2 separate regions of the Homo sapiens genome follow, and region 1 is linked to region 2. The links are chromatin loops, found by intact Hi-C in ENCODE. Cell type or tissue: OCI-LY7. All regions are shown on one strand. Links, peaks and the distances in the headings refer to the core of each region. The heading gives the core; the rest is flanking DNA. Region 1 has its middle 73 kb from the start of OTOR. Region 2 has its middle 29 kb from the start of SNRPB2.

What was found. A loop is a pair of places that touch in the nucleus more often than their neighbours do. Peaks named below come from ENCODE experiments on the same cell type or tissue, not always from the same donor. Only the 100,000 strongest peaks of a DNase experiment are listed, where the experiment ranks them.
Region 1: it touches region 2 in a loop (4-fold over the local background); 2 of 110 quality-filtered maps call a loop at or near these places.

The regions. Positions count from the first base shown.
Region 1 is chr20:16,820,193-16,823,115 of GRCh38, forward strand. No RefSeq gene overlaps it. Among named protein-coding and RNA genes, the nearest start is that of OTOR, 73 kb to the left of the region's middle. In OCI-LY7, for the core only: CTCF peaks have their summits at 1,495 (motif pointing left) and 1,694; a DNase peak (open chromatin) is centred at 1,469.
Region 2 is chr20:16,699,720-16,702,642 of GRCh38, forward strand. No RefSeq gene overlaps it. Among named protein-coding and RNA genes, the nearest start is that of SNRPB2, 29 kb to the right of the region's middle. In OCI-LY7, for the core only: a CTCF peak has its summit at 1,770 (motif pointing right); a DNase peak (open chromatin) is centred at 1,762.

The DNA.
Region 1 (2,923 bases), core at 192-2,691, 120 kb after region 2:
TTCCATGTGGCATCGAGTGAAGTCTTTTGCTAGTATTCATCTAGCAGAAGGGCTAGTGTGGAGGGTCTGAGACGGCTTCACTCATGACTCATGTATCTCGCACCTTGGAAAGCTGAGATCACCTGGGACCCTAGAATGGAGAACCTACATGTGACATCTCCAAAAAAGTGACCTCAGGCTAGTCATATTTCTCCCATGGTGGTCCAGGGCTCCCAGAGTGAGCACTCTAACAGGAGATAAATTGCAGTATAAGAGCATATCTTATACTCTTATAAACCCTGGATAAAAGATGCAGGGTTTCTTATGACCTAGCTCATAAGTCCTAGGACATCAATTTCACCACACTCTATTGGTCAAGCAAATCATAAGAGCAGCCCAGATTCAAAGAGAGGGAAATGAGACTTGACCTATTAATGGCCAGAGTAGCAAAGAACTTGTGATTATCTTTATTCTCTTATACAGACTTACACCTGGGTTATAAATACTAGTGACACTTCAGACTAAGGTGTCATGTAATATACTATTGTTTAGCTCTGGATAAACACATTTCTGTGTACTCTCATGTCCTATGGCTTAATCTTATAGTAACCATATAATAATCATTAAAAGAATTATTCTCTTGACTTAATTGAAGAACACCTGAGAGTTTTTTTCTGGCCACAATATTTTTCTCAGATCACTCAAAGGTCAGGCTGGAAAAGCTAGGTACCAATGCTTGCCGAAGGGGCTCTCAGCTAATTATGGATAGGAGGTGGGGAATAAATGCCCCACTTACTTGCTCCTAAGGTAGGACAGCTCTAAAATCATACCACGTCTCTTTAGGATGCAATTGGACCATTCATAATTTAAAGGGTCATTGACCTGATGTTGAATAAAGTGAGCCTTGCTTTTTTTCAAGGGATTTGTTCAAGGTCACATGGCGAGTAGGTGTAGCAATGGGTCAAGACTGGAACTCTGGGTCTTCTGACTCCTGGGTCACTGTTCTTGCCTCTGCAGGTGCTGTAGGGTATTGAGCTGGTTGCCTTAGCTTTTACTCTTGCCTGTGTGCACACCAGTATGACTGGATGACACAATCAAGATGCGTTAATGTACACCCAACACACTCATACATACTTGACGCCAATAAGTAACCTGCCTTGGTCAGTTCACTGATCAAGGCTAGAGAATATCCTAGAAACCATGAAATGAAAGATTGTCCATCTCACATGATTCATGGTTTTTTTTGTTTGTTTCCTTTTTAAACTGGATGACTTATCTAGACACACCTCTGGGTGCTTGGATTCTCGCTCGGCACTGGTGTTTGTGCCTGCCATGTGGGACGTGTAGGCAGGCCTGCACAGTCTGGTCCAGCCCCTCCCATCTTGCCCCAAGCCCATCTAGGGCTAAGGCAAGGGAGAGCTTCTCCCAGTAAATAAGGATCAAGTATATGCCCAGCAGCAATGGCCGCATCCAGCTCTTACCCAGGAACGCCATCTACTGGCTGGTAAGCTGAACTGCACAGCCTGATATAAAACCTGCCAAAAGAAATCCACGGGGCTATAGAAGCAGAAAAAAAGACCCTATCCAGCATTCTCTACAGTCACAGCCCCTGGTCGGGGGTGGGGGGTTAAAGTAAAGGGAAATAAAAAAAAATATAGGAAATAAAAGAAAAAGTCCTACCTGTGCCAAAATAATTACAAAAATTAGAATACCAGCATCTCCAGATGAGAAGGAACCAGCTCAAGAATTCTAGCACCATGAAAAATCTGAATGAAATGGCACCACCAAAGGATGCCACTAGCCCTCCAACAACGGTCCCTAACCAAAGTGGAAACTTAGAGATGACAGGTAAAGAATTCAAAGCATGAATTGCAAGGAAGCTCCATGAGATCTATGACAATGTTGAAAATCAACACAAAGAAACCTCTAAAATCCAGGAAATGGAGGAAGAGATAAACACCTTAAAAAGAAATCAGCCAGAGCTTCTGAAATTAAAAAGCTCACTTAAAGAATTTCAAGATACAATTAGAAGCTTTATGAATACACTAGCAGAAGAAAGAATTTATCGATAAACAAGCAGAAGAAAGAATTTCTGAGCTTGAAGAGCAGTCTTTCAACTGAGTCAGACAAAAATGGAAAAAAAAGAATTTTTAAAAACGAAGTCTTTGAGAAATATGGGATTATGTAAAGTGACCAAACCTATGAATTGTCTCTGAGAGAGAAGGAGAAAAAGTAAACAACCTAGAAAACATATTTGAAAGAATAATACAAGAAAATTTCCTTAATCTTGCTATAGAGAGATAAAAATCTAGATACAAGAAATCCATAGAACACCTGTGAGATACCATACAAAGTGAACATTACCAAAGCATATAGTTACCAGACTGTCCGAGGTCAATGCTAAAGAAAAAATCTTGAATGTAGCTAGAGAAAAAGGGCAGATAAAACACAATGGGAACTGCATTAGGCTAACAATGAACTTCTCAGCAGAAACCTTACAAGCAAGGAGAGATTGAGGGCCTATTGTCAGTATTCTTAAAGAAAAAAATTCCAACCAAGAATTTCATATCGCACTAAACTAAGCTTCATATGTGAAGGAGAAATAAAATCTTCTGCAGGCAATCAAGTGCTAAGGGAATTTGTTACCACTGGATCAGCCTTATAAGAGATCCTTAAGTGATTTCTAAACATGGAAACAAAAGAATGATATGTGCTATCACAAAAACACACTTAAGTATATAACTCACAGACCCTACAAAGCAACCATACAATAGAAACCATAAAGCAACCATCTAACAATTTCATGTTAGGATAAAAAAAATCATATATCAGTATTAAACTTGAAGTAAATGGTTTAAATGCCCCACTTAAAAGGCACAGAGAGGCAAGTTGGATAAAAAACAAGATCCATCTGTTTGCTGTGTTCAAGAGACATATCTCACAT
Region 2 (2,923 bases), core at 321-2,820:
ACAATTTGCAGTCTATTATAAAGTACTTTAATTGCTACTCAGTGTACGATTTTTCTGCGTGTTTTTCCAGCATGGTGAAAATTAATAAGGAGAGGGGTGCCGAGTCCACCCTGCTGGGTTGTGGGAAGCAGAAGCCCTGACCATTCAGAGATGGATTTACAGAAGCAGGAACTGAAGACAAAGCAGGAGGTCTTCAAAATAACTCTCAGAGAAGCTTCTTTGATGAGCTGAGGCAATTCAGCAACTTCGGCACTGCGCACTCGTGCTCATAAATCGCCAGTATTTGCAGGCGTTGCAAGATGTCTCCCAATATGCAGTTAAAAAAACATTCTCACTGCAGTAGCACTAAAGATCTACTGCCAGTTATTTTGCTTCAGTACCTTGCATCTTAAGGGACAATTTGATTTTTGCAGTTGATTATTGGGTGCACACAGGTTTAAAAAGGCTAAATATTGAACTACTCCAAAAAGAATCTTAGGAAAGTCATTTCCCTATTCGAGAAACCTTTGAAGACTAAAATATGTTCTTTAACCTCTGAAAGTGAGAGAGTCTAAAGCTGATGTGAACCTAGGCTGTGCACGTGAATCTCCTGGAGAGTTTTAGAAAACCTCATGCCTGTATCCACTACCCTATAGATTCTGATTTCAGTGGCCTGGCCTGGGTATTTGGATTTTTAAAGACTCTCCAGGAGAGTCTCATGCACAGTCAAGTTGGAAATTTTGAAACCTTGATACTCAAAGTATGGTCGATCTGTAGGCCAGCAGCATCAGCATCCCTGAGTACTTGTTAAAAATACGGAATTTCACCCCAGATTCACGGAATCAATCTGTGTTTTAACAAGATCCCCAGGTGATTCAATGGTGCAGCCAAGGTTGAGACCATCTAGAACCTAGAAAATAATCTGAGAAGCTGTCCTTATGAAAGACACCACGCCGTCTTCCTTATTTCCATTTAAAGGTGGTTTTTGCCTCTCCTTCCCCATATCTAGTTAGGTATCAAGTTCTGTTGATTTTCCTTTCAAATCAAATCTCCCTGTGTCTCACAATGTCCAGAATTCCCTAATGTCAGGGTATTTGCTGCAGCAGCCTCCAGGCCCCCAACCCCTTCCATCTCCCTTGCAGGTTACTGATAGAATAAGTCCTTTAATTTCCTCTGCTCAATGACATTCCTGGCCCCGGTTTCCTACACATCTCAAATGTGCATCTCTCTCTGTCTGACTCCAAGGCCGTCCCTCACCTGGCTCCTGGTGACCTGTCGAACCTGATTTCCCACTGCTTTCCTAATGGTTCTCTCTGGCTTCAGCCTGTCTTTTCACCCAGACACAAGGTGCCAGCCCAGACTTCTCTCTCTTGGCTCCTGGAAAGCCATGTGCTTTCAGTCTTCCATTTGCCTCTCCAAACCTCATTCATCCTCCCAGGCTGCTTTCTTTTGCTTTGATGCCTCCAGTAATTATAATCTGAACGATTAATTATTAGCTTCACATCATATTGGTCATCAATTTTCATGCACATAGAACCAAGCTGAGCATGAAGGGCTAAAACAGAATGAAATGTAGCGTGGAGATGAACCCAGGCACTCCCTGTTCAAGATAGGCCTGGCCTCTTCAAGAAGGCACCCTGGTTGTGACCACATCTTTCTGCACTTAGGGCAGGCCTAGTGGTTTTGCCTCTTCCATTGGACTCTTGGCCTTCAGGTTGGTCTTGTAGCCTCTCTGGATTAAGTGTTATCATCACATCCAGCAGTTGGGTCCTGGTGCTACCTGTGGGTAGACCATCATGCCACATGGTGGCAGTGCAGATGGATAAGAGAGGCAGGAAGAATATGTAATAATAGCAATAGTTTAGGGGTTTCTACGTGCCAAGCACAATTCTGAGTGTTTCATATGTGATTCTTTAATTTTTTTAATTTTTAATTTAATTAATTAATTTATTTTTCTGAGACGGAGTCTCGCTGTGTCACCCAGGCTGGAGTGCAGTGGCACAATCTCGGCTCACTGCAACCTCCGCCTCCCAGGTTCAAGAAATTCTCCTGCCTCAGCCTCCCAAGTTAGCTGGGACTATAGGCATGCATCACTACACCCAGCTAATTTTTTGTATTTTTAGTAGAGATGGGGTTTCACCATGTTGGCCCGGCTGGTCTCCTGACCTCAGGTGATCTGCCTACCTTGGCCTCCCAAAGTGTTGGGATTACAGGTGTGAGCCACTGCACCTGGCTTGATTCTTTTATTTTAAAAAGCCCTTTTACTATAAAATAAAACATAGATACCAGAAAATCATGAAGTTTTATAAGGCAATACCTGTGCAAACAGCCAGATCAAGGGACAGAACCTCACTAAGAACCCTAGCACCTTTCTGATGCATCCCATCCTAATCAGAGTCCCCTATTTCCCTTCCCCCAAGAAACAAACTCATCATTTTGATTTTTTAAAAATTATGGTAAAACACATAACAAAATTTACCATTTTAACCATTACCGAGTGTACAATTCAGTGTCATTAAGTACATTCACACTATTGTACAACCATCAACACCACCCATCCCCAAAACTGCTTTTATCATCTCAAATTGAAACTCCCATTACCCATTACACAAGAACGTTCCATTCCCCTCCCCCACATACTTAGTAACCACCATTCTGTCTACTGTGTCTATGAATTTGACTACTCTAGGTACCTCATCTAAGCAGAATTATATAGTGTTTATCCTTTTTGTGACTGGCTTATTCACTTAGTATAGTATCTTTAAGGTCCATCTGTGTTGTAGCATGTGTTAGAATTTCTTTCTTTATAAGACTGGATAACATTCTATTGTATGCACATGGCCCATTCTGTTTGTTCATTCCTCTGTCAGCGGACACTTGGGTTACTTCTACCTTTTGACTGTCATGAATAATGCTGCTGTGAACATGGATGTCCAAATATCTA